7 separate regions of the Mus musculus genome follow, and regions 2, 3, 4, 5, 6 and 7 are each linked to region 1. Evidence: chromatin loops called from intact Hi-C (ENCODE). Cell type or tissue: heart. All regions are shown on one strand.

Region 1 (4,000 bases):
AAGAAAGGGTGGGCAGGGCAGCCTGGGAGCAACGCTTGGAGGAACCTTTCTCAAGGTTTTAATTCTCTCCTCCGAACTGTTCCTCCCTCCCTCCTGGGTGTTAAAATCATGCCTCTTCCACAAGGTGAGTTTAGAGAGCCTGCTTGGTGACTCTGGCCTGTGATCCCATTCCTGAGTCACAGTTCCTCCTACAGTGAGTTCCAGGCTAGCATGGACTACTAGACCTCCATTCAGACAAAACCAGCAAAAGTCTTCTTGGGGACACACTTATGCTTTGGTCATTGTAACCGTGGAAGGCAGGAGGTATAGACCAGTGCGCGGAGCATGAGACAGAGCTAGTCACAAGCTTGTCAATGTCACCTTGGGAAGCTGGCTGAGCTTAGTTGTATTACCATGTCTGTCACTTAGTCATCATGACTGTACCCTGCAAGGGGGAAGAAGCGTCCCCAGGGACCAGGAGGGCATGCCTGGGGAGGGTGTGGCCTGCTCTGGAAGGAAAGATCCATTTCCTCACCCACCTCTGTCAGTGCACAGAGGCAGTCCCCCAGGGGCACACAGAGGCAGTCCCCCAGGGGCATTGTGTCCTGGACAGGAGAGCAGAGCCTGCTAAGGACGTCCTTTTCTCCTCCCTGTCTTTGAATGAGCACCGGGGCAATGCTGTGAGGCTCTGAATGGGAAGTGGAGCTAAAGACAGAGGTGCCTGGGCCTTCCTGTGTATTCAAGGTCCCCATTCACAGGACATAAGGAAGATGGGGTTCAGATTCACCCCATGAAGCTCTGGGTAGAACATCCTGCTCTTCCTAGGGAGAAAAACCAAGTCTCCTGTAACCCCAAACTGAGCTGGCCGGAAAGCATATTTTAAAGCTTGGAAAACTTGGGGGCTCACCAGTTACATCACACCAAGTGATGAATGACTTCTAGGTAGACAGGCAAAGCGGCCCAAGTGAGTCTCAAAGCAGCGGCCTGTATGTCTAGACTCGCAGCCTCCCTTGCTGTGACCCTCCAATTCAGCTCCTCAGGGTGTGACCCCAACCATAAAGTCTTTTGGATGCTATTTCACAACTCTAGTTCTGATAGTGACAAATCATGATGTAAATATAGGATATACAGGATGTCTGATTTGTGACCCCAAAGAGATCTTGGCCCAAGGTTGGGAACTGTCTAGAGCCAAGCTCTGGAATCCAGGCCTCAGGCTTCTGTCCTGCTAAGATGCCCTTATGTTGTAAGCTGTTTCAAAGCAGTTAAGTAGGAAATTATTTAAGCTTTTTAAAAAGCATTTATTTTGTGTGAGGTGGGGTGGGGCAGGGCGTGTGCACATGTGAAGGTCAGAGGACAACAGTGCTTCCCTCCATCCACCACGCAAGCCCTGGGCATCAGACTCAGGCCACCGGGCTCCTTTATCTGACAATCCATCTCATGGGCCAGGGAAATGATTTTAAATTGAATGTGCCTGTCCAAATACTTGCAGGAGTAACTTCTATGAAATTTGAAAAAAATATATGGTAATGTTTGTGAAGTTAACTTGTTTGCCTTGAAAGTGCTTCATGTACAAGTTCCAGTGAGACAGTTATTTAAAATATTAAAGGAAGAGTAAAATGTCACAGTTTTATGTAAAAAGTAACCAGAAAGCACTGGATGCTGAATCTTTGATCTGAAAACTTATATGTAGGTTTATTTACTTCCAAAACACAAGACTTAATCTTTCAGCCTTAGTCTGACAACTCCAACCCCACCCCTGGCCCCCCAAGATAGGGTTTTTCTGTGTTCCCCTGACTGTCTGGACACTTGCTCTGTAGGCCAGGCTGGCCTCAAACTCAGAGCTCTGCCTGCCTCTGCCTCCAGGGTGCTGGGATAAAAGGTGCCCCCCACCCCCCCACCCCCGGCTGGTATTTTTGTTTTATGTGTATACACAGGCTTCATATGTAGATGCCAGTGAGGGCTTAAAAAAGGTATAGAATTCCCTAGTTTGGGAATTGTGAGCTGTGCAAAGTGGGCACCAAGGCCCTCTGGAAGAGCAGAATGTCCTTAACCTCCAAGTTGTCTGTCAGTCCCCAACTCGTGTTTTAAAAAAATCTATATCAGGCCTGGGGATATACCTCATCCGATAAAGTGCTTGCTTAGCATCTGTGAAGCCCTAGGTCATAGAAAGGCGGTGGTGCATCTCTGTAATGTCAGCATTTTGGAGGTGAAGGGCAGGTGGTCAGGAGTTCAAGGTTGTCCTTAACTCTGCAGAGAGACCAGCCTGAGATAACTGAACCCTGACTTAAAAAAAAAAAAAAAAAGAAAAGAAAAAGAAAAAGAAAATTAGCAGAAAATAAAATTGAGTGGTCCACCAGAGGGCAGTATTTGACAAAGGTTTGATAACAAACATCACTCATAGAAATTATATATGCTTCATTTATTGTATCAACAATGTGGTTAGTAGAAAGAGTTTCCTTCCATCCATACAGTTTCAGAGAGGGAACCTGAGCATGCCTTGTTCCTACAGGGCATAAATAGTTCTTTATGCAGTGCATCTTGAGATTTTTTAAAAAAATGTTTGTTTTATAGCTTTTAAGATATAAGAAGAAGCAAAGGAACTCAGAGTTGTTACATGGCACTTTATAGCCTGGATAGAGCCCATTGGCTCACCAAAAAAAAGCTCAGTTGTTCTAATTCAATCTCCAAAGCGCTGTTTGCCCTTCCTGGGAAACATCCCAATTTGGCTGCATTCCATATGCTAGAAAAAGACCAGAGCCAGAGCCAACTGTAGGCTTGAGGGAGGCAGAGAGGGGTTTCAGTTCTCCAGGGGCCAGGAGAATCACTGTCACACCCGTGGGGCAGTCCTGGCTGGAGGGGGCTGGGCATCGGCCCAGATCCTCAATAAGTCAACGGTAACTTCTTTTATCCTCAGGCCAGGTAGCTGCTTCCTGGTGGTGGGGTTTAACTTTTCTCTCCTGTGTTTACAATTAGGAAAAGAAGCAGCACACGCTTGTGGTAAGCAAACACTACAAGTTGGCACGTGATGTCATGTGATAAACACACTTGGGGCTGCCTCCAGGTGAAGACAGAGCCAAGACTTCCTGTTTGCTCTTCAGAACTCAGGCAGAAGCCTGACCTATAGCCATGTCTATCCTTGGTATATATATTCACATACATGGACATTGTGCATACTTTGGTGTGTCTGTGTGTCTTTGTGTGTGTGTACATACATGTGCAATATCGCATCCTGGGAATCTTTCTGTCTCATTGCTTAGCTTTTTCCATTTAATTTTCTCAGAGAAACATGGCTTCATTCCAGGGACCCTAACCGGGGTTTCTATGGGTGTCAGGCTGCTCTGACACAAAACAGAGAAGGAAAGGGGAGCTATTATGTTGTAAAATATTGATTTGGATGTTTATTGGCTTGTTTATTTGTTTATTTTGCTGCAGAGAAATGAGAACTGGAAAGAGCATACTGGATATCAGCTAATGTTTTCTGAGCTTCAAATGCTCTCACGGTTTTGGTCTGTAAGTTGTCCCCGGTGATGTTTAAGTCTTGTTTGTTTTGTTTTGAGACAGGTAAGACAGGGTTTCTCCAGGTACTCCTGGCTGTCTTAGAACTCATCGTGTAGACAGGCTGGCATCTAGCTCTGCTCCACCTGCCTCTTCCTGGGATTAAAGGTATGCACCACTGCCTGGCCTGATGGGTAATCTTGACTGGACTAAAAGATGCCCCAGTAAAGCCTGCTTCTGGCTGTGTCTGCCACAGGGCCTGCTACACGGGACAATACATAAGTGAAGGCAGTGTCACCCTACAGGCTGCAGTCAGATAATCTGACCCTCCTCGTCTACCCCATCCTGCTGCCTTACCACAGGCCAGGAGGCAGTGGGGCCCAGGCTGAACCCTCTGAAATCATGCTACAAAGGAAATCTCTTGGGCTCTAAGTAGCTTTTCTCAGTCATTTGTCACAGCAGTGGGTGTCTAACTAAACGGCCCCGCTCCTTTCACTGTCCTTCTGGACCCTTGGACCGGTCAGTT
Region 2 (4,000 bases), 320 kb before region 1:
AGTCCCTCATTACTCCCCCCCACTCCCCTACCCACCCACTCCCACTTCTTGGCCCTGGCGTTCCCCTGTACTGAGGCATATAAAGTTTGCATGACCAATGGGCCTCTCTTTCCACTGATGGCCAACTAGGCCATCTTTTGATACATATGTAGCTAGAGACAAGAGCTCCGGGGTACTGGTTAGTTCATATTGTTGTTCCACCTATAGGGCTGCAGAACCCTTTAGCTCCTTGGGTACTTTCTCTAGCTCCTCCATTGGGGGCCGTGTGACCCATCCAATAGCTGACTGTGAGCATCCACTTCTGTGTTTGCTAGGCCCTGGCATAGTCTCACAAGAGACAGCTATATCAGTGTCCTGTCAGCAAAATCTTGCTAGTGTATGCAATGGTGTCAGTGTTTAGAGGTTGATTATGGGATGGATCCCTGGATATGACAGTCTCTAGATGGTCCATCCTTTTGTCTCAGCTCCAAACTTTGTCTCTGTAACTCCTTCCATGGGTGTTTTGTTCCCAATTCTAAGAAGGGGCAAAGTGTCCACACGTTGGTCTTCGTTCTTGAGTTTCATGTGTTTCATAAATTGTATCTTATATCTTGGGTATTCTAAGTTTCTGGGCTAATATCCACTTATCAGTGAGTACATATTATTTGAGTTCTTTTGTGATTGGGTTACCTCACTCAGGATGATGCCCTCCAGGTCCATCCATTTGCCTAGGAATTTCATAAATTCATTCTTTTTAATAGCTGAGTAGTACTCCATTGTGTAGATGTACCACATTTTCTGTATCCATTCCACTGTTGAGGGGCATCTGGGTTCTTTCCAGCTTCTGGCTATTATAAATAAGGCTGCTATGAACATAGTGGAGCATGTGTCTTTCTTACCAGTTGGAGAAAACAACTCTTAAAACATAAGAGGTTTTCCTTCTATAATGATTTCAAAATATTTAATTTTTAAAAATTAATCAGAATTATAATACTTATGCTATGGTATACTAATGGTAGTCTCCTTAAGTTAGAGTTACTTACTGTAATCAGTGTCTCCTTTCCCTTCCTCCCCTCAACCCCACAGGTCGGTGTCTTTCAAATGCATCCCTGTTTTTATTTTTCATATGTGTGTGTGTGTGTGTGTGTGTGTGTGTGTGTATGTAGAGATACTTACATGCTCGAGTGTGTCATTAATGTATCTATCGGTGGTGGGGACCAAGCTCCACAATTACGCATTTTTCAGTACTAGCCTTTGTCTGTTGAGGATTTGTTTTATTATTTTTAGTTATGTGTGTATATGTTTGTGTCTGTGTGAGCACTGCCCCTCTGGCCTCCTGGGCAGCGTCAGGTAGCGGCAAGAGATAGGCTTCGGATCAGAAAGGAAGAAAACCAAATCCTTACTAGTGGCTTCGGAATGCAGCTCGGTAGAAGAACACTTGCTTTGTGTGCGTGAAGCCCTGGGTTTCATAGTCAGGACCCACTCATTCACCCAGTTCCATCCCATCCGTAGCTGACTGGCCGGGCAGTGGTGGCGCACGCCTTTAATCCCAGCACTTGGGAGGCAGAGACAGGTGGATTTCTGAGTTCGAGGCCAGCCTGGTCTACAGAGTGAGTTCCAGGACAGCCAGGGCTACAGAGAAATTCTGTCTTGAAAAACCAAAACAAAAAAGAAAAACAAACCAGCTGACTGACCACTCACAGCTGCAGTTGACATCAACCGACTCCAGGCCCGACTCTTCTTGGAGTCTGCAGAGGGGAAGTGGACTCTCTTCCCAGGTCGTTGATAGCTTCAAATGATGTCCCGTTTCCCCCTGGGCTTTCTTCCTAGCATTTATCACTGTCTGAAATCCTTCAAATACTTGTTTACTTTCTGTAAGTGTTCCTCCTTCTCCTCCTCCTAGGAGCAGGAGCCTGGATGACTGCCTTTGGTCGGGTCATTTCTTCCATTGTCCAGGGGCACGCCTGCATGGAGAAATGGGTCAGTAAAGTCTTACCGGATGAATAAAGATGAAATGGATGCCTATGTGAGGCATGTGACATAGGCTCAGCAACAGAGGGTTTTATGGAAGTAAGTTGGACCAGGCTGTGCCATTCACCTGGGTCCTGTTGTAGCTAAGATCTTTCCTAGATTCTTCACTACTCTCCAAGAAGGCATCCTGAGGGACTACCACCAGAGGGTATGGATGAGAACTTAGCTTTGGGTCCAAGGCCCAGTTCTGGAGCAGTTCTGACAGTTGCTCAGTAGGGGGCACTCTCTGCCAGAACACCATCCGTATTCCAGGTAAGTCACTGGAGGCAGTGTGACCACGCTGGCTGCCTGACAGCCTGCCTTCCCCTTTCCATGCACAGCATCCATTTCTTACCTCTGTTAGCACTTTAACCAATGCTCTACTCCATTGAATTTGTGGAAGATGTCTTGACGCTTCTCCTAAAATAATCAGGTGAGGGAAGGAATGCTAGTTTATGTATTTTGAAGTCTAACTTTGATTGTCATTTGAAACTCCATTCACGCAATACTTCTCCAAGCTTTGACCATGGGTCACCATATTTCTTAGCAAAGGGAAGAAGATGGGTTGGGCACAGGGTGGGAGCCATGTTCTGAAACGTGGGTTCATTGGCAGAGCTTCTTCACATCTCAGCATCCTAAGTCGTCTTCTGTAAAATGGGGAGGCAAGAAAGCAACCCACACGTGCTTCAAGGACTAGATACATTCTAGCTTCTAGACTATGGCAACAGAGTTTATTAAATAAATACACACTATCTAATACATTGCTAGGTCCTGCTTGACTCTGTAAGAGACATGTTAGAATCTTTTTTTTAAAACTGTGTCAAAAAAAACCTTGTCTTTTTTAATTTTATTTTTAGATTTTACTTTATGTGTATGTGTGACTGTATACAACGGGTGTGTGGGTGCCAGAGGATGGAATCCCTGGAAGTAGAATTACAGGCTGCTGTCAGCATCCAGTGTGGATGCTGGGAACCAATTTCAGGTCTCCTGGAAGAATAGCAGTAAGCACCCTTACAGAGGGCTGTCTCGTGTGTGTGTGTGTGTGTGTGTGTGTGTGTGTGTGTGTAGACAGTGTCTCACTATGTAGTCCCTTGGTGGCCTAAAACATGCTAACCTCAGACTTGTGGTGATCATCCTGCCTCAGCTGCCTAGGTGCCTGTTATCATTATGCCCTCAAAATTCTTTTAATATAGCCAGCTGTGGTGGACCACACCTATTTCAGCAATGAAGAGGAAGAGGCTGGGAGGATTTCAAATGTCAGCTCACAAGAGACTAACTCAGAAAACAGAACAAATCTTTGATTAAAAAATTACAGTAAGGACAAAGGAGTGTAGTTCAGTGGTCAAATACCTGGGTTCCTTTCCTTTGCTTATCTGTCCATTTAACAAGGGAGTTGTTTGCTGGTCCAGCCCCTTGAGTTGGGCAGTGCTGTTCTCCACATTGTAAGTGAAGCAATCACAGGAGTATGTGTGCGTGTGTGCGTGTGTGTGCGCGCGCGCGCGCGCACACACACACACACACATACACAGGGGTGGGGGTGGGGAGAGAGAGAGAGAGAGAACACCAAAAGATCTGCTTGTATTTTTAGAAGAGTGGTATTAGCTGTATTTGTTTTTCTATTTTTAATTGTTATATTTTTATGATTGGGATTCAGCCCAAGCCAAAGGTGTGCATGGAAAGCCCGTGGGTGTTAGGGACTTGTGTAACCTCCAATAAACACCTAGCCGCACTGTGGTACTGCTCCTGGCCCCCAGGGGTCTGTTGAGTCCCATCCAGCCTGCCTTCCCTCAGGGGGATGAAGGAGGCTGCTCCTTTACAAACCATGCTCTGTATTGGTAAAAAACAAAAAACCAAAACCAAACCAACCAAACAAACAAAACCAAGAGACCCCAACAACTGCCCATTCTAGAGGTTCCTGGGCAGGTTTGGCTCTTCCTGGCCTGGTACTTGGCAGAATAAGAAGGGTCCTAAGGTACAAACTATATTACTTTCCTCAGCCATCTGACTTCTT
Region 3 (4,000 bases), 320 kb before region 1:
AGCATTTTTTGGTTCAGATGAGGTCAAGTCGAGAAGCAGCCTCCCCTGAGGTGAGATCTAGGCAGCTCAGGGGGGGCCCTGATCCAAAATAGTTTCCATGCAAGCACCTGAACTGTTGGTGGCCAACTCATTCCTTTCCTGACTGAGAAATATTTGTTGACTACACTCGAGCAAGATGCCCCTTCCCGTAGGATGATCAGGATGTTGGGAGTTGGGTCGGTCATTATGGTGCACACCCATAAGCTCCGCATCATGGGAGCAAAGGCCCGAGGCTCACTATAAACTTGAGGCCATCTTGGTCTACATAATGAGTACCAGGTCAGCCAGGGCTACACATGGGGATTCCGCCTTAAAAAAGAAATCTACTGTCACTACAATTTAAAATCTTATTTTGAAGGAGACGATGAAGGAACAAGGAAACTGCACCCCTCATAGTGAGCCTTCTAAACTTAGCTGATGGCCTGAGACCCAGGCATTTAACCTATTACAATTTGCTACTCCTAGGGGTAAAGACAGCTCTCTTGGATGGAGAATAGGGATGCAGCTTAGCGGCAGAGCACTTGCCTAGCGTGCAGCAGGCACGTGGTGGTTACATCCTAAGCGCTGCCCGACGTCAAGGGACAGTACTAAGGGCTTCTAGTAAGGTCGGGATTGAACATTGTGGGAGTGTAACAGGAGTAGCAGTGGCCCACCTACTTAAGACATAAAATATCCTGGAAGAGGTGGCAGTGGATAGGACACTTCAAAGGTAAGTAAATTACCAAATAGAAATAAATAAAATACAGTCAACACCAGGGAAAGAACAGTAAATGCAAACTGACAAAAAACCACCTGATGCCATCCCTAGAGCTTGGGGGTCCTGACTTGGAATGCCCAGCTGCCTCGGTCCCCTTCCCGTGACCCGCGGAGGCTCCTTCAGCATCTCTGCTCAGTGGGCATCCTAAGGCTGCATCCACCTCAAGTTGCAATGGCTGTTATGAGTTCCTGATTCATTTACCTGCTTTCTGTTTATTTAAAAAATATTTATTGACCCTTTATAATATAAACTACAATGTAGTGTAATATAAAACTTGACGGGTTCTCCTAGACACCCTCGTCTCTCTCCCACGTCCATCATGTAAGCAGAAATGGAGAAAAGGAGAGGGAGGAACTTTGTCTGTTTCTTCATGGGTCCATTCTCAGTGAGTCTCACCCTGCCTGTCCTTTGTTCCTTCCATACATTTGTGTATGGTGCCTGCAAAGCACCCAGTTGGAGTACTTGATTTTGAAGAAGATGGAGGCTAGTTGTGTCATACAGAGGTGCTGAGACACTGAAAATGTCCCCTGGTCTTCTCTCTTTCCTTTTCCCGTCCCTTCCGTTCTTTCTCCATCCCTCTGTATTGCTCTGGCAGGGTCTCATGTAGCGTAGGCTGACCTCAGAGTAGCTATGTAGCTGAGACTGACCTGGGCTCCTGATTCTCCTGTGCCCCAGGTGCTGGGATAACAGGCAAACACAACCACGTCTGGCATGGCCTTTCCTTTGAAGGCATTTTAGAGACACCCTCTCTGGCGTCTCAGTAATTCCCTGTCTCTCTCTGACTATTCCATAAAGACTTTCAAAGCAGGGCTGAGCCCACTTTTGGCAAGTCTCTTACCTTTGTAAGCCTGACTTCAGTGTGCTGGGAAAGGTGACTTTAGGAATCTCGTGACTGTTGGTGCCTGGGGCGGAAGCAGATGTTGAAAGGGCAGGTGGGGGTTCAGGAATGGAGGCGCCCTGAGACACGTAGCTTCTTTCACAATCTGGCCCGGGGCTGGCTGATCCTGTGATTGGGTGTCTCAGCCAAGAATGTCCCCAGAATTCCAAGTCACTTTTAGACGCCATTTCCCTGTCCTGTGGCTCCAAGTCAGCAGATAAAGTGGATTTACAAGCAGAAAGAGAGCAGGCTCACAGAGCAGTTCTGCTGCAGAGCGGGAGAAGTGGGGGGGGGGGGGGGGCGGGGGGCGGGGACGACTTCCTCTCCGGTCTTTCGGGTTAATGGCTCTCAAATACGCAACTGGGTGTGGCACTTGGGAGGCAGAGGCAGGAAAAACTGTCGAGTTTGAGAAGCCAGCCTGGTCTACAGAGTGAGTTTCAGGACAGCCAGGACTAAAAAGAGAAACTCCATTTTAAAAAAAAATGTTTTTTAAAGTCACGAAACAACAACAACAACAACAACAAACCCCAACAACTCAGAGTTCCTTCCTTCTTGCATTCTAAGCAAAACTCAAACAAACTGAGAAAGTTTTGTTGAAATCTTCTGTGCCATTTTTATCTTCCCCCACCATTTTGTAACATGAAAGAGGAAGCCTTTTATGTTCACGGCAGTAATATTATTCTAGTCTTGTTAAGTTATCTTATTTTTGAAATGGCATTTTGCTATGTATTCTGGGTAAGCCTGGGCTTACTCTGTAGCCCAGGTTGTATGTGGACCCTGCTGCTTCAGACTTTCCAGCGATGAAGCCGGGCGTGGTGGCGCACGCCTTTAATCCCAGCACTTGGGAGGCAGAGGCAGGCGGATTTCTGAGTTCAAGGCCAGTCTGGTCTACACAAAGTGAGTTCCAGGACAGCCAAGGCTATACAGAGAAACCCTGTCTCTAAAAAACAAAACAAAATAAAACAGGCTTCCCAGCGATGGAAGTACAGGAGTGAGCCGGCATCCCCAGGCAGCAATCTTCAATCTATCCCATTCATGAGGGATGTCTCACACCTCGTTTTGCTTTGGTTTTTCCGAGACAGAGCTTCTTCATGTAGCTCTGCTGTCCTGGAACTTGCTCTGTAGACCAAGGTGGCTTTAAACTCACAGAGATCTTTCTGTCTCTGTCTCCCAAGTGATGAGTTCACAGGTGTACGCCAGCACCACCCAGTCTTATAGCCCCATTTATGGGAACGAACACCACTGTCCTGCAAGGACTAGCTAATGTCTGGAGGTCGTGCTGGCAGCAGGTTCGTGGGCACTCCATATCTCCAGTTTAGCCAGACACAGGTGGAGTGGGTTAGTTGGAAAATGGCTTCTATATTGAGCACATGCAAACGTTTTGCTGGTTGTGATCTCCTGTGCAGTACAGTATAACGATATTTGTATTCTGTTAGGCAAGCATGAACCCGAGATCCCAGCACTCCGGAGGCTGAGGTGAGGAAGGAGGCCCTAGGATTTAAGTCTAGCCTAAGCTACGTCAGAGAGACCCTGTCCCCAGCTCTGTAGCGCGCTTACAAGGTGGAGGCAGGGAGTCATCAACTACACAGTGAGTTTCAGGCCCACCTAAATCATATGGGACCCTACCACAAAAATCCAATAAATAGCCCTGGGTGGTAGTGCACATCTTTAATCTCATCACTAGAGAGGCAAAGGCAGGTAGATCTCTGTGATACAGAGGCCAGCCTGGTCTATACAGCTAGTTCTAGGCCAGCTAGGGCCACATAGTGAGACCCTGTCTCAAAAAAAAAAAAAAAGAAAGAAAGAAAAGAAAAAGAAAAGAAGAGAAGAGAAGAGAAAAGAAAAAAGAGGAAAGAGAAAAGAAAAGAGAAAAGGAGAGTGGGAGGGGAGGGGAAGGAGGAGGGGGAAGAGGGAGGGGGATAGTTGCCAATAGGCAATGGTCTTGGATCTGCTGGCATATCTAAATTGGCACTAGGGAGTAAAGTCCTGTTCTTTGCATCTGTGTTAGAGAGGATTCTGACAAGCTTGTGAGTGCTTCCAGACTATAGATATGCAGAAACGAAACGTAAATTCCAGCTCTGCTCATTGTTAGCCCCGTGGTTCTCAGCACTGACCCCTAAGTTTCCATGTTGTCTTATCTACAGAAGTGGGACTTATTCTGAGGTTGTGAGGCAGTCAGGTCTCTCACAGGAGACTGTGAATGTCAAGGGCCTGATGTCACAGCCCCTCAGTTCCATCAGCAGGATCACCATTCAGCAGATGTGGCCTCTGAGATGCAGTCATTTAGTCATTCAACAGCCAATCCCTGATCCGCCGCAGCTTGTCAC
Region 4 (4,000 bases), 560 kb after region 1:
AAATTCTTAACAAAAATGGGTAAGTTTCAGCAAGGAGACTGATAACCTTCCCATCAGCCAGAATATTCCACAGGGAGGCTTCTGTCTCTGCTTGGTCCTGGGTAATGGCGTTCTTCCTTAAAACTGGGATGGTTTAGCTTTAGGTGGCAGGGTTTTCTTTGATGTGAAGAGCCTGGCGGTTGCAGGTGAAAATGTTTGGGATGCAGAAACACTGAACATTTCCTCATAAAATCCTTGGAATCAAGAAAGATCACTAAGGCCAGAATGAAGTGATTATAACTGATAAGGCACACAGACTGTGTCCTGAAACAAAGACTTCTTGGAAGCCCTACAGTGGGGAGGAAGGCTTTTCACGGCACGTGGGTAAAGGAGGAGGATGGGGTGGGGTGGAAGCCTGAAGTTCGTCTGGACATGAAGGACTCGGGTGAGAGAGGCGGCTGCTGGGTACCAACAAGAGCTGGGAACAGGGTCTCTGTTTACACGAGGAACCCAAGGCATGAGTGCAACACAGAGAAACCTGACAGCCACGGAACAGGGCAGCCCCTCGCTGCACTGGCAACCGATGAGGACCCGGAAAGGGAACTCTCTAGAATGAGACTCTTCTTTACTTACTAAGGAATTTCAGTTTTGCTGAAAAAAAAATCACTGTATTTCTGGGATATAGTGGCTCATGCTTGCAATCCCAGCATGTGGGAGACAGTCAAGACGACTGCTTGGTGCCGAGCTCAGCCTGGGTTAATAATACAGAAAGTACTAGGGTAGCCAGAGCATGTGTATCCATGTACAACATGTGTCTACCTACCTACGCACACACATACACACACACACACACACACACACACACACACACACACAGACTCACACATGCACGCGTGTGCGCACACACACACAAACACGCATGCATACATGCAATCGCACATATACACGTGCACACGCACAGACACACACACACAGGCACGCACGCATGCACACCCACACACACCCACACACGCAAGTGCACACATACACATGCACACGCACAGACACACACACATGCACGCACACACATGTGCGCGAGTGCGCGCGCACACACACACACACACACACACACACACACACACACACACGCACACACACAGCTTGCGGAGCTCTTGGCTCAGGCTTCTGGCACCAGCAGCCATCTCAAGAACTTACCCTACCTTTCCCCCGCGTCTGTCCTCTTGCTTTTTAATTTCCCTTTTTGAAACACACAAACCAAAGAATCATAAACACAGAAATCGCCACTTTCTTTTGGTCTAATTGATTGGAAACCTCGCCTCATGGCAGGCTTCAACCAAAGCACGCCGGGACTGCCTGCTGGCCGTCAGCTCTCACTGCACGCCGCTCTGGCCATCTGCTGCTCCACACGGGCCATATGGAAAGGGGCCCACATTTTGGAAAATCCAAATTATTTTCTTCTGTGTGTTCTCTTTGCTGTACTTGCCAAGTCTATGGATCAAGCATGGGTGCGATTACAGTTTCCTAATCGGTTCTCTTGGAAAGCTAGTGACTCCAGCTTTATGATGAGGGCCTTTGGGTAGGTAGCACTCATCCACTCGCGAAATAGTGATCGCGTCACCCTCTGATATCAGTGGCTCAGGAGAAATAAGAAATCACCCCTGTGGTTCAATTCCACAATGGTTTCTGTTCTCTATGAAGGAAATAAAATCACATGCCTTTAGTCCTCGAATTTGGAATGCAGAAGCAGGAGGACCTAGAGGACCCTTGGTCTATAGAACGAGCATGTTCCAGGACAGGCAGGGCTGTACAAGAAACACATCAAAACAAAACAAAACAATGGCGTTTTCTTTCCTCTAGAACTCTAATCTGCCATTACCTCGCCCAGGCCTGCAATAGCAGCCATAGCCGCACTGGAGCGCTGAAGCGCTTAGTTCTTAACACTTGCAAGCTTGCTAGCAGCTCATTCCGAGGTGGAGCAGGGCTCCTGCTGCAAGTTTACAAATCTGATGCCCAAGCTCTCCTTGAAAAGCTCTCCTCTAAAGTGGGTGCTTGAGTGAGGTCTTAATCAGTTCTGGAAAGTAACTTCTTGAGGGTTTTGACTAAATAAAGGGGAGCAGAAGACTGCTTGTTTAAAGATGTCAACAATCATAGTAGTGATTCAGAGCTTTTTTTAGACTGGGAGGAAGAGGAGGATACAGTCTCAGTTGACTTTAGCAGAAGTAGGATGTGTATATGCAGCTGCCAGGTAACAGCTCTTCTGCCTGCTCAGCTTTCTACTAAGGATCTAAGTCTCTTCAAATTCTGCTCTCTCTCTCTCTCTCTCTCTCTTTTTCTTTTCCATTTTTTATTAGGTATTTAGCTCATTTACATTTCCAATGCTATACCAAAAGTCCCCCATAGCCACCCACCCCCACTCCCCTACCCACCCACTCACCCTTTTTGGCCCTGGCGTTCCCCTGTACTGGGGCATATAAAGTTTGCGTGTCCAATGGGCCTCTCTTTCCATTGATGGCCGACTAGGCCATCTTTTAATACATATGCAGCTAGAGACAAGAGCTCCGGGGTACTGGTTAGTTCATAATGTTGTTCCACCTATAGGGTTGCAGATCCCTTTAGCTCCTTGGCTACTTTCTCTAGCTCCTCCATTGGGAGCCCTGTGATCCATCCATTAGCTGACTGTGAGCATCTACTTCTGTGTTTGCTAGGCCCCGGCATAGTCTCACAAGAGACAGCTACATCTGGGTCCTTTCGATAAAATCTTGTTAGTGTATGCAATGGTGTCAGCGTTTGGATGCTGATTATGGGGTGGATCCCTGGATATGGCAGTCTCTACATGGTCCATCCTTTCATCTCAGCTCCAAACTTTGTCTCTGTAACTCCTTTCATGGGTGTTTTGTTCCCACTTCTAAGGAGGGGCATAGTGTCCACACTTCAGTCTTCATTTTTCTTGAGTTTCATGTGTTTAGGAAATTGTATCTTATATCTTGGGTATCCTAGGTTTTGGGCTAATATCCACTTATCAGTGAGCACATATTGTGTGAGTTCCTTTGTGAATGTGTTACCTCGCTCAGGATGATGCCCTCCAGGTCCATCCATTTGGCTAGGAATTTCATAAATTCATTATTTTTAATAGCTGAGTAGTACTCCATTGTGTAGATGTACCACATTTTCTGTATCCATTCCTCTGTTGAGGGGCATCTGGGTTCTTTCCAGCTTCTGGCTATTATAAATAAGGCTGCTATGAACATAGTGGAGCATGTGTCTTTCTTACCGGTTGGGACATCTTCTGGATATATGCCCAGGAGAGGTATTGTGGGATCCTCCGGTAATACTATGTCCAATTTTCTGAGGAACCGCCAGACTGATTTCCAGAGTGGTTGTACAAGCCTGCAATCCCACCAACAATGGAGGAGTGTTCCTCTTTCTCCACATCCACACCAACATCTGCTGTCACCTGAATTTTTGATCTTAGCCATTCTGACTGGTGTGAGGTGGAATCTCAGGGTTGTTTTGATTTGCATTTCCCTGATGATTAAGGATGCTGAACATTTTTTCAGGTGCTTCTCTGCCATTCGGTATTCCTCAGGTGAGAATTCTTTGTTCAGTTCTGAGCCCCATTTTTTAATGGGGTTATTTGATTTTCTGAAGTCCACCTTCTTGAGTTCTTTATATATGTTGGATATTAGTCCCCTATCTGATTTAGGATAGGTAAAGATCCTTTCCCAATCTGTTGGTGGTCTTTTTGTCTTATTGACGGTGTCTTTTGCCTTGCAGAAACTTTGGAGTTTCATTAGGTCCCATTTGTCAATTCTCGATCTTACAGCACAAGCCATTGCTGTTCTGTTCAGGAATTTTTTTCCCTGTGCCCATATCTTCAAGGCTTTTCCCCACTTTCTCCTCTATAAGTTTCAGTGTTTCTGGTTTTATGTGAAGTTCCTTGATCCACTTAGATTTGACCTTAGTACAAGGAGATAAGTATGGATCGATTCGCATTCTTCTACATGATAACAACCAGTTGTGC
Region 5 (4,000 bases), 550 kb after region 1:
TATTCTTTTACATACATTAGCATGACATCAGAGTACAGTCAACAAAATCTTAAGACAGAGCCTTGACAATGGGTGACAAACGCTACTCTTTATTCAACGAGGCTCTGAATGCTTCTCATGTCACATTTTTATATTTTTTGCAATTACAAGTTCCTCTTTGTATTCACTGATAGCTTGTTTTCTGCTTGGGATTTTTTGTTGTTGTCCTTGCTGCTGTTGTTCTGTTAACCAAGGCTGGGGAGTTGGCCTGGGGCGGGAGAGAGTGCAGAGTCACAGTCTTTCTGAGGAAAAGAAACGCTTAGCCAAGGATTCTCATGGTTCCTGTGGCTATGTTGTGACCTGAACTCGACGTGACTCAGCCTGATGCATGTTGCCACTGTGTCCCTGTCGTGAACTTTCCATTTTCACAAAGGCCCCACTGTGTAGCAATTTGGTTAGAGCCATGTCTTAGCCAGGGCTACTGGAAGTAGTCCTGTAGAGTATCTGTGGCATTCAGTAGGATGGGTGGCTTGGATTTCTATTGCTGTGATAGAACATGACCATGAATAAATTGGGTTGGAAAGGATTTATTTCATCTTTTACTTCTGAAGTCACTCCATTGTTGCGGGAAGTCAGGCCAGGAACTTGGAGACCAGAGCTGATGCACAAACTGTGGAGTGGTGTTGCTTACTGGCTTGCTCCGTATGACTTGCTCAGCCTGCTTTCTTGTAGCACCCAGGACCGCCAGGCCAGCGCTGGCACTACTCATAGTTAGCTGGGCTCTCTCGCATCGATCATCAATCAAGAAAACGTACCTCAGGCTAATCTGGTCGGGACATTTTCTCAGTTGAGGTTCCCTCTTCCAAAACGACACTAGCTTGTTCAGGTTGATGGGAACAACTAGCTAGCAAGGTGGAAGATAATTCTAGCAGAGAAATTTTAGGCATCAGTGCTGTGAATGAGATGTAGATCTGTGATATTAGAGCAAAGTTTGGTGAGATTTACCTTAACTCACTTGAAGAACTGAATCACAAGACAACAGGGCAAAATCAGGCCCTGCACAGCTGTGTGTCTTCCTGTAAGATATTTGTACCTATTTAGTCTAATATAAGTACAGTATCTGCAGATCCAACACGATAAGAGGCGTGGTCAAAGTCAAGACCCCCAAGAAGACACGCCCCAAGGCAAACCATCCCAGATTTACTGGAGCAGATGGAGTGGAGAGTGCTGTGGCCACTAGAGACCAGAGATATCTTTTGTTTTCTTCGCTAGGATTACAACTCTCCCTGTGAAGGGCGAAATGGCGATCCAAATATGGATCCCTTCAATTTTCTTTCATGGACAATTACTTTGAATGTGTGTAAGGCTTGACTTCAAATAAAAACATTTCTATGCAAAATTTAATTACTTAGGAAGGATATTATTTCAGACTCGGATCTACTAAACTTGAAAGTGACAGCCATTTCTAGCCATTGCTAAGTGCCACGGCCACACCCAGGCAGAGCGCTCTCCAAATTGGACTGGTTCTGCCATCTAGTGGCACAGTTGATTAACTACAAGTAGTTGAGGCACTCCCTGGCTTGGCCTGCCCACAGGGTGAGAATTAAGTCTGCACTTAACATTGTGGAATTTGTTTCACCTCCTCACACATGTGACTTTGGAGAAGCTATAGAATATTGCTCCATGTCGGCTAGCTGAACTGTATAATGACGATAAGGAGCTATTGCATGGTTCTCATGAGGCACCTGTGCTTCACACATGGGAAACACTTAGCAGATTTCCTGACAGTGATGTGATTATATTTATAATTTTTATTCTCAAAATGCACGTCTTTGGCTGAGGCATGAGAAATCAAGTTATGAAAATATGAATGATTTTTAATAAATGATGTCTATAATACTGAATGCTTGGATGAAAATCAAGTTTATTTAGGCTCTCTATGCACAGCGCCAACACATGCATGATCTCCGTGACACTTGCCTCAAGCCAAGCTGTTCCCCACCTCATAGAGAGCGACTCCATCCCAGCAGAACACTCGATATGTGCATGCTAGTGTGCGCCTTCTTTCTCCCACTTACAGAACCTCAGTCTTTATATCCAGCTAGGTGTCGGCTTCCTGTACACACTTCTCCAGTGCTGTCAAGCAGACTTCAATCCTGCATAGTCCTTTTCTGTGCTGTGTGTTAGAGCATTTGACATGGTCAGGCTGTCGGTGAGGATTGGGTGGGATGCAGGCTGATGCAGACCCGGAGTGTGAAATGCCTGTCATGAGACATTGAGTGTTACCCTCATATACTCTATCATCACAATGCCTGACACAAAGACTTCACACAACACAGGTCTCATCAAAGCTGAGAGGGAAAAATGATTTTAGAGACAGGACCTCACATGTAGCTGAACCAGGCCTTGCATTTGCAACCATCCTGCCACAGTGCATCATGAGAAGGCCAGACTAAACTGGCCTGGTAGGTTGAATTGGTAGATTTGATACCTAAAAGTAATGCTATAATAATAATAATAATAATAATAATAATAATAATAATAATAGTCATTAAGAAACACCTAAAGATTACTAAAACATAAAGAAGCCACTTCCCCTTCTCAAGTGATATTGAAGTTTGACATATTTTTAAGCCTCGCTGGACTTGCATGCTCACAATAGCTGCTTCTGAGCAGCCCTGTACCCCCACACTTGTCTTTTGTTGTCTAGGTGTTTGGGGCTACAGGGATTACATAAGTTTTATCCCCAGTTCCTCTACATCTGAAGTATTGCTAAAATTTCCCCCATTGCACCACTACTCAGACTTTGCTGAGTGCGGTGGCATGATTATATATCCACAGAGCACATCTTTGGCCATGAGCCTTTCTTTCAGCTAGAAATACCTGCTTTCCAACCCAGGGTACAACATCTCTTGCCACCTCATCAGAATGACCCAACGCTATGTTTTATATGGGGAATGGTATAATAAACACAGTGTCTTGCCATCTGAATGGTCATAAGAGAATGGCTTTCGGCTTTCAGTGGCTCTAGGTCGCCTTTGTGAACTTGGCCCAGAAGATCCCGTAGCTATGAAGAAGGGCCTGGCGATGAGGCCAATGCGCCACCCAGTCTGGTCTGTGCTGCAAATCATCTCGTTTTAAAGTGAAATTACTCATAGTCGATATGTTCTATCTAACTTTATATCTTTCTCCAGAAACAATAATTTCTATGGTCGTGAATTTATTCACTTATACATTAAATTTTTAAATCTTACATATCTTGATGGATATTTACTCTGAGAATAACAAGATACTTATCTCTCCTTTCTTTCTTTCTTTCTTTCTTTCTTTCTTTCTTTCTTTCTTTCTTTCTCTCTCTCTCTCTCTCTCTCTCTCTCTCTCTCTCTCTCTCTCTCTCTACCTCCCTCCCTCCCTCCCTGCCCCCCTCTCTTTCTTTCTTTCTTTCTTTCTTTCTTTCTTTCTTTCTTTCTTTCTTTCTTTCTTTCTTTCTTTTTTCTTTCTTTTTTTTTTTGAGACAAAGTTTCCCTTTACAGCCTAGGCTGGCCTGGAGCTCAAAACAATGCCCCTGCCTCCACCTCTGAGTGCCAGGATTACAGATGTGTATCACAACTGCCTACAGCATCCATTCTTTTTTTTTTCCATTTTTTATTAGGTATTTAGCTCATTTACATTTCCAATGCTATACCAAAAGTCCCCCATACCCACCCACCCCCACTCCCCTACCCGCCCACTCCCCCTTTTTGGCCCTGGCGTTCCCCTGTTCTGGGGCATATAAAGTTTGCGTGTCCAATGGGCCTCTCTTTCCAGTGATGGCCGACTAGGCCATCTTTTGATATATATGCAGCTAGAGTCAAGAGCTCCGGGGTACTGGTTAGTTCATAATGTTGTTCCACCTATAGGGTTGCAGATCCCTTTAGCTTCTTGGGTACTTTCTCTAGCTCCTCCATTGGGAGCCCTGTGATCCATCCATTAGCTGACTGTGAGCATCTACTTCTGTGTTTGCTAGGCCCCGGCATAGTCT
Region 6 (4,000 bases), 150 kb before region 1:
ACACTTTTCCATACTACAGCAGCCACAGCAGGCAGGTTTTCCTTCTTCCTCCAAGGTGTATGGCACAGAACTGTCTGAAAAATCACCAACCAGAACTCACCAACTCACTCTGAGGGCCTTTATCCAAGTACAGGGCCTACGGCACCTGATGGCAGGTGGCAGTACGGGTAGATGATAGGAAGACACCCCAAGTCAAAGCTTTTGGTGGCATGGAAGTCCCCTCAGTCAGCTCACCGAAATTATGTTGTCATAGGTGACAAGTTTACACAAGTAAACTCAAACTCACTTTAGAATTCATCAATTTTATTTCATATACAAAACTTCATTACACCAGGTACCAAAATTAAGGCGAATTAAGTCAAAGTGGCTTTGAAAAATCTAAATCGACACAGCTCAACACTCGTCTTGGGCTTAGTTCAATCAGAAGTGTTAAGGAAACTGGGCATGGGGCTCTCACCTTTAATCCTAGCCTGGACTAAGGCAGGATTGCTGTGAATTACAGGTAGCCTCATCTATACAGTGCTTTCTAGGACAACCAGGGACATAGAGTGAGACCTGTATAAACAAATCAAAAGTTCCATTGAGGTAAGTTGGGCATGGTGACAGACCCAGGCTGGAGAGTTCAAGGCCAGCAGGCTACATAATAATGCTGTCTCAAAAAAAAGTGTTAGCAAATATTAATTTATAACACTGAGAAAATGTGCTTTAAAAACTTGTGTGCATGGGCATTGTTCCTGCAGGTATGTCTGTCTGTGCACCATGTGTGCCTGGTACCTGAGCAAATCCCCTGTTGCTGCTATTACAGGCTCTGAGCCTCCATACACTTACACAGGCAGTCGCCATACACAGGCTCTGGGAACTTAACTCTTGAGTCCTCAGACACAACAGCCATCAATCTGAATTTTAAAACTTGAAAGATGAGAGACCACCATTTATCAACTGCTCTCTTCACTCCACTCCCACCCCAAAAGGGAAACTCCAGGTGGGTGGATGTCTGTGGGTTCAAAGCCACTCTTGCCTAGTGAGTTCCAGGACAGCTAGGGCTACATAGTCTTAAAAAAAAAAAAAGAAAGAAAGAAAGAAAGAAAGAAAGAAAGAAAGAAAGAAAGAAAGAAAGAAAGAAAGAAAGAAAATTAGCCGGGTGTGGTGGCACACGCCTTTAATCCCAGCACTTGGGAGGCAGAGGCAGGTGGATTTCTGAGTTCGAGGCCAGCCTGGTCTACAGAGTGAGTTCCAAGACAGCCAGGGCTACACAGAGAAACCCTGACTCGAAAAACAAAAACAAAACAAAACAAAACAAAAAATTAAGAAAGGCAGGGGGAAAAAAAACAGGAAAGAAAGCCTGAAATAGGCTCAAACATACGAATTTTTAAATTAAGCTTGTGCAACATGGTGGTTCACACCTGTAATACCAGAACTCGAGATACTGAGGCAGGATCTTTGTGTGTATCCCTGGCTGACCTAAAATGTAGACTAGGCTGGCCTTGACCCTGTTTCAAAAATCGCTCCCAATAAATAACAGATAAATCGACCTCACTTTGTGAATTAATGAGTGTAAACGTGCTAATGTTTTCCAAATAGAGCATAGTTAATGGGGAGGGTGAGTTTAAGGGTTCTTAATTGGCAAGGCCTCTTTCTGAAAAACAAAAACAAAAAAGTAAACTAATATAACTTAGGGAGGTTCATTTCCAGCTTAGACCGATGTAATCACTCTAAATTCCATACGCGATGCCAAGAGCTTTTCTCAAAATCCTAAAAATTAATTCTCATCTACACACCCTGTCTTCGGAGCTGCACTCCCTTCGCGGCCGCACGCGGCGCCCGCAGCAGCTGACTCCTCCCCGTTCATGGGGAAAACCCTGCCTAATATTTATAACGCTATGACATACTGTAATACTCACAAGGTGGTTGTAGAAGTATAAACACGACTGGAGATATCTGATTGGCTGCTGGTGATGTAACACCCATGTCAATACTTCCCACTGAACGCACGTGTTCGACCTTTTATTTAAATTTCCATTTCATCACAGCAATAAGACACTCGGGGCGGTGCATTTTCTGCGAAACGATCGTCGCCCGGGGCCAGAGGTGCTGCCCGGCGTACACAAGGAGCCCAAGGAGGTGTCCTCGCGAGGGAGGCACCGCCTGGTCCAGTCTTTTGTGCAGGAACAAAATAAGTTCACTTCCTCGGGCACGGCCACCCACCCCTCCCCCGGCAGATGACAGGGCCGGGCGCGCTCCCACCGCACTTACTCCTGGAGTCCCAGGTGAAGTCGTGGCGAGAGCCGGGGACCGTGCGCACGGGCGCGCCGCGGCGAGCCGGCCCCTGACACCCGCCAGCTGTTTGTCCTGGCCGAGCCGGCCCCGCCCCGAGACCCCAGCCCGTGCCCCGCCCGCTTCCTTCCCGTGGCCGCACCCCCGCCCGCGGGCCCGAGCGGCCGGCCCCTTTCCCGGTCCCCGGGCGCCCCCGGCCCAGCCCAGCCCGGCCCAGCCCGCCCCCTCCCCCGGCCGGCCCCCACCCTCTCCCCCTCCAGCGGTTACTGCTACCCCGGTGCATTGTGGGCGCACGGTCCGTTGTTCATTTGCCATTCGACCTCCGCCAGGGCCTGGTCGGACGGAAACGCTCCGCCGGCTTTATTGTCGGCTCGCTATGTGGCGGAGCCTGGCGGCTTAGCGCGCCTCTCGCGTCCGCGCCTCGGCAGCCGGCGGCGGCGACACGACTCCCCCCGAGGACGGAGATCTGTTGGCGGGCCGGTGTGTGCGCGCAGCGCTGAAGCGGGGCAGCGGAGGGGCAACCGCACTCCTCCTCAACTTCGAAGGCCGCACGCGCCCGGCTCGCCGCTCCGCTGCCCGCCCACCGCTCCGCGCGGGACGCTGCCCGGAGCGCGGCGGGGCGCGGGTGGAGAGGACGCGGCTGGGACGGCGGCGGCAGTAGACGCGTGCGGCGGCCCGGGAGCGAGCGCGAGCCGGCGGGAGGGTGAGGCCGGGCCGGCGGGAGCGCAGCGCAGAGCGGCGCAGCGCAGCGCCGGGGGCGGGGGCGGGGGCGAAGCGTTGGGGGAGCCGCGGCGAGCGCGCGGGACGCGGCCGGAGCCCGGGCGCGAGCCGAGGCACCGGGCGGCGGCGGCGGCGGCGGTGACCGCGGCGCGCGCCATGTCGTTCAGTGAGATGAACCGCAGGACGCTGGCGTTCCGAGGAGGCGGGTTGGTCACCGGCGGCGGCGGCCCCACGAACAATAACGCTGGCGGGGAGGCCTCTTCTTGGCCTCCGCAGCCGCAACCGCGACTGCCCGCGCCGCCCGCGCCGCAGCAGCCGAATGGGCGCGGGGCCGACGAGGAAATGGAATTGGAGGGCCTGGAGCCCCAGGACTCGGAGGCCGCCGCCGGCGCGGCCGCCGCCGAGGACGTCAAGGAGTTGCTGCTGCTCCCTCAGGACACGGGCGGCCCCTCCTTGCTGGGCGGCGGCGCGGGGGGCCCCCTGCTAGCGGAAAGGAACCGTCGGACTCTGGCCTTCCGCGGGGGAGGCGGCGGGGGTCTCGGCAACAATGGCAGCAGCCGCGGCCGCCCGGAGACCTCGGCGTGGCCCCTCAGGCATTTCAATGGGCGAGGGCCGGCGGCCGTGGATCCGGAGCTGGACGCGCTGGAGGGGAAGGAGTGGATGCAGGACGGGGCGTCCCTGAGCTACAGCACCGAGGAGGAGGGGGCGAGCCCGGGCGATGGCAGTGGGGCGGAAGGCGGCAGCTGCAGCAGCAGCAGGCGGTCGGGCGGCGATGGTGGGGACGAAGCGGAGGGCAGCGGTGTGGGAGCTGGCGAAGGAGAGACTGTCCAGCACTTCCCGCTCGCGAGGCCCAAGTCCCTCTTGCAGAAGCTCCAGTGCTCCTTCCAGACCTCTTGGCTCAAGGACTTCCCTTGGCTGCGGTACTCCAAGGATACCGGCCTTATGTTCTGCGGATGGTGCCAAAAGATCCCCGAGGATGGGGGCGGCGTGGACCTTACCCAGGTGG
Region 7 (4,000 bases), 300 kb after region 1:
AATAAGTAGCCCTTGAAGTGCAGCAGTGCGCCAGTGTCCGGGAAGTCTGCTCTTTGGGCCAATACTGCTCGCATCTGCTGCTATAAAGTGACTTGAAGTGTTTGTGCTTTGCCAGGACCCTGAGATGCTCATATTGGAGAAACAGTGTCCTTAGGGGACAGAGAGGGGGACCAAGGGAAGGCTTCCTGCATAGCACGCCACTGCCAAGCTTCTATAATCTCTGTCTGAACTGCTCTTTCCCATCTTAGCCCCCATGAGAAACAAGTCAGCAAACTGGGAGTGGTCTAGGGAAGTCAGGAGCTCAGTGGGCAGCTGTGTGCAGGCCTCACTGGCACTGTCAGCAGGCATCCTGTGGATACAGTCTGTCCTGGAGGTGTGTGGAGGAGATCCTATGTGGGGAAGAGAATGAAGAGGCGGCACTCTCCCTGCCCGCAAAGGCTGCTGTCCTCAGGCAGAATAACGGGGATGAAAGATCGAGAATGACCGGCGTTCATGTGGATGCCCATATCAGAGTGACCGGCAAAGCTTGGTCCCACCCCTGAACACTGGCTTCATACAGTACTCAGGTTGAGCTGCCAGGTCTCGCCATTCCTGAGAGCACTAGGAGGAAGTGAGGCTCGAGTTGAGTTCAGCCACAACCTCCTGTCCACCTGACTGAGGAAGGTGGGCTCTGAAGAAAGACAGGGCCTATCTGTCCACCCCCCATTCCTCCCCTACCCTGTGCAAGCACTGGGGAGCATAGAGACACTGGGAACAAGGAGTGAGACAAGATAAGAGGTGAAAATAGCAGGAGAACATCAGTCAGGGCAGGAGAGATGCTGAGGTCCGGGGTGGCTGTGATGGGTGGTCTCAGACAAAGGAAGAGAGCCCTGGCTGGGGTCCAGGAGGAGCTTCCTGTCTGCTTGGGCTACAGGCACACTGGGAAGTGGGGGTTCAGGCAGCCTGGTACCTCACGCATGTGCTCTGAACATGCTTGCTGGGTGCAAACAGCCCAGGCCCCCCAGAGTTTAAATGCATATGTGCTTCCTGGCTGGGAGCAGGAAGCGCCCTCTCTCCTAGACCTGCCCTGGGGCCCAGCGGGAGCTCAACCCAGCCCTGCAGACACAGCTGCTGAGGCTGCTGCCACTTAAGGGCACAACAAAAGGTCACCACCCAGGTGGACAGCTCTCTCCTTGAGACTGCTGGGTCTCTCAGGATCCCATCAAATGCTGACGATCCGATAACGCACCAAGGCCAAGCTATGCTGTGGGCTCCAGGCCCCGATGAATGGCTGCAGCGCCACCCAAATGCATGCCAAAATCTCAGTCCCTAGTGCCACAGCCTAACCTCATCTGAAAGCAGGGCTATTTCAGATGGCACTAGTTAGGACTGAAGTCAGAGAGGTACAGTTGCTATCTTGGCTTCAAGACATACATTCAGAGAGGGAAGGTGACAGCAAGGACTAGGTGGGTGTGCACTAAGGAGCTGAGTTTGGGAACAGATCTAGCTCTGGAAGGGGCTCGTGTGACAACACTGAATGCTGGACTCTGCTCTCCAGAGCAGAGAGACAAGAAATCTTAGATGAATTGTCTAGTTGTTCCTTGTGACAGCCCTCCCAGACCAGGAGGGGCATGAAGACATCTCTGCAGAAGCTACCCTGAACACTGGTCAAGCCAGGCTCCCAGCCGTACATACAGTATACAGAAAGCCACAGCTAATATCCATTTACGTCCCCATGCCAGCTTCAGTTGTGTCGAAAGCCAGTAGCGCCATGCCTGGAGAGGTGTACTCGGACAGACAGACAGCCACACCGAGGCTTACCACATTCATCAGGTTCTCATGGTCCCCGCTATGCTGCCGTGGCTTCTTCTCTCTGAAAGGGAGAAGAAAATACCATTCTGATGTCAAATGTGTCCCTTAAAGTGAAGTGGACACCATACTTCCCTAGCCTAACATTTATCAGCTCCGCCTCTCTGGTTTTATTAACCAGGTTAATAAAACTAGATCAGAAAAAGTCCTGACCTACAGCAAAGGCTGAGCCCGCTTCTGGCACACCCCTTCCCAGAGGGTCAAGTTCACTACGGGAGACAGCGGGCTGCAAGCAGGATCTGTCTGTGCCTGGAACACTCAGATGACAGACACTGCCTTTATTCTTTAGCAAATCCTAACAATGACCTCATCTTCTCCCTTAAGAGTCTGTGAAGTCACGTGCCGTAAGGGATGAGAGAAAATATGGGAGATACTACTTTGGCACATCAGGGAGGTGACATTCTCTCAGGATGAGTCATAGGTACTTCCAGTCTACGGAAAAGTCTGCCTAGTAAAAACAGAATGTGTTTTACACAGAACAGGCTAAAGAAAGCCATTGGTTGTAAAGACCACATTTCTATCTGTGGCGAGAAGAGGGTGACACCTAGCGGGAGAGTGAGTCATTACAGTAGCAGATTCTTGAAGTTTTGGGGAGCCAAGTCTAGTGTCTCTAGGCTTGTCCTGTCCTTCAAGACCTGAGTCCTTGCTTGGCAGGGACTAGGAGAGGCTGCAGAGGCCAGAGGGCATGGGTTTCTCTTTTTGACAGATTTTAGAATGGGATCCAAATCGAGAGAGTTGAGTATGGAGCTGGCTAAGCTGGTTCCCACTGGCTCCCAGCTAGACCAGAAGGCTGCACCCTGCATCATCTCTGACAGTTCTGGGCATCCGTCTTGGTTACAAAGAACTTCACTTCTCCCTGAGCCAAGGGAGACAAGTATAATGCTGAAAAAAAGAGAAAAAAGGCTTCCATTTTCAGTGAGCCTCTCTTGTAGGAAATACAAGCCTATGTCTTCCTAAAGGGCAGTTTATCACACACAGTTTTACTAATATGTGAGCTCTCCAGGCCACGCAATAGTGAGCACCCTCAGTGACTTCCCACTGTGGCAACAGGATGTAGTACCTCACACTTAGATTTCAGTATGCCCATGGCCAAAGACAGCACACAAAGACTGTGCTCAAAGAATTGCAGAATTCATTCCAGACATTTAGATAGGAAGGGCTCTTTGCTTTGCCCTCCAGGAAGATCAATAAGCATTTTCAATTGACGAATGAAGAATGCCCTTTGTGACCAACCCATGAATGTGGGCCAGGGAGGCTCTTAATAAAGAGGCTCCGTGGGACACAGGGAAAACAGCAGGTTTAGGCTCTAGAACATGCATGTTTGTTCTAACCTGTCGCAAGTGGAACACAGGAGGACGAGGAAGGTGATGAGGAAGAACATGGCCACGGCAGCCAGACTTCCCCACAGGACCATCTGCATCTGCATCTGCCCACTGCTCAGTACGCTTCCTGCAGGGCCCATGGTGGGAGCTGGGGTGACCAGCAGGTGGGGTCAGTTCTTCATAGGAGATCACATGGGTCTAGAAGGCTTCATCCTCCTGCAGAGAGAACGACACTACACGTTCAGAATCCCTTCCCGGGAAAGGCTGAGCAGTCCCGATATCAAGATCCCAAACCAGAAAGAACCCTGACCTGATTGCTGAGTGCTGCTGTGGTGCTGTCAGAAGCTTGAAATGCATGTGTGCTGAAACCATGTAAAATTACGGTTGTGTACGAGGAGACTCCGACAGCCACAGGAATGCCACGCTCACACCTGTGTCTTCTCTCCAGGTTAGCTACCTCTATTTCAGAATCTGAAAGGTCTCTAGCAGCACTTCACATAAGAAACACAGAGCCTCCCTGTCAGGAGCAAGGCCTCACAGCCGCCAGGGCGATGTTCACAGAAGGTAGGCGTGCCTGGAACCTGGCTGGCTCTCTTCAAGTCTGTGCTGTGATGTTTGATTTCCTCACATGGGATTTGACTGGGGATGCACCAGTGTGTAGCAGAGCATCCAAAGCAGTGGGTAGTTTATCATCTTAGTATGAGGAGTCAATAAAGACTTCCAGCACCCCAAAGCAAGCAAAATATGCTTGTTTGCGTTAATACGCCTTAGCCAAGGCAGTATGAAATGTTTGCTACACATGTGTATGTGCGTACGTAATTCCTAACTTT

Evidence for each region. Peaks named below come from ENCODE experiments on the same cell type or tissue, not always from the same donor. Only the 100,000 strongest peaks of a DNase experiment are listed, where the experiment ranks them.
Region 2: a loop joins it to region 1, with 2.9 times the contacts of the local background. A loop is called at or near these places in 9 of 42 quality-filtered maps.
Region 3: a loop joins it to region 1, with 2.8 times the contacts of the local background. A loop is called at or near these places in 5 of 42 quality-filtered maps.
Region 4: it touches region 1 in a loop (5-fold over the local background); 17 of 42 quality-filtered maps call a loop at or near these places.
Region 5: a loop joins it to region 1, with 4 times the contacts of the local background. A loop is called at or near these places in 20 of 42 quality-filtered maps.
Region 6: it touches region 1 in a loop (2.3-fold over the local background); 3 of 42 quality-filtered maps call a loop at or near these places.
Region 7: it touches region 1 in a loop (7-fold over the local background); 33 of 42 quality-filtered maps call a loop at or near these places.

The regions. Positions count from the first base shown.
Region 1 is chr3:9,398,026-9,402,025 of GRCm38, forward strand. No RefSeq gene overlaps it. Among named protein-coding and RNA genes, the nearest start is that of C030034L19Rik, 3.0 kb to the right of the region's middle. In heart, a CTCF peak has its summit at 2,345 (motif pointing right); a DNase peak (open chromatin) is centred at 2,776; H3K27ac peaks cover 1,501 bases.
Region 2 is chr3:9,074,676-9,078,675 of GRCm38, forward strand. No RefSeq gene overlaps it. Among named protein-coding and RNA genes, the nearest start is that of 4930539M17Rik, 15 kb to the left of the region's middle. In heart, a CTCF peak has its summit at 2,213 (motif pointing right); a DNase peak (open chromatin) is centred at 2,226.
Region 3 is chr3:9,080,503-9,084,502 of GRCm38, forward strand. No RefSeq gene overlaps it. Among named protein-coding and RNA genes, the nearest start is that of 4930539M17Rik, 21 kb to the left of the region's middle. In heart, no CTCF peak of the experiment used is centred here; no DNase peak of the experiment used is centred here; H3K27ac peaks cover 619 bases; H3K27me3 peaks cover 83 bases.
Region 4 is chr3:9,958,956-9,962,955 of GRCm38, forward strand. No RefSeq gene overlaps it. Among named protein-coding and RNA genes, the nearest start is that of Fabp5, 52 kb to the right of the region's middle. In heart, a CTCF peak has its summit at 1,882; no DNase peak of the experiment used is centred here.
Region 5 is chr3:9,946,360-9,950,359 of GRCm38, forward strand. No RefSeq gene overlaps it. Among named protein-coding and RNA genes, the nearest start is that of Gm33273, 63 kb to the left of the region's middle. In heart, a CTCF peak has its summit at 1,511 (motif pointing left); a DNase peak (open chromatin) is centred at 1,502.
Region 6 is chr3:9,247,980-9,251,979 of GRCm38, forward strand. It overlaps Zbtb10 (zinc finger and BTB domain containing 10), which reads left to right and starts at 2,588. Exons shown (of 6, transcript NM_177660.3): 1 at 2,588-4,000. The coding sequence starts at 3,151. In heart, a CTCF peak has its summit at 1,813; DNase peaks (open chromatin) are centred at 2,052, 2,292, 3,662 and 3,822; H3K4me3 peaks cover 2,610 bases; H3K27ac peaks cover 1,777 bases.
Region 7 is chr3:9,702,904-9,706,903 of GRCm38, forward strand. Pag1 (phosphoprotein associated with glycosphingolipid microdomains 1) reads right to left here. Exons shown (of 9, transcript NM_001195031.1): 4 at 3,180-3,386; 5 at 1,801-1,852. The coding sequence starts at 3,310. Among named protein-coding and RNA genes, the nearest start is that of Gm33169, 42 kb to the left of the region's middle. In heart, no CTCF peak of the experiment used is centred here; a DNase peak (open chromatin) is centred at 2,248; H3K27ac peaks cover 828 bases.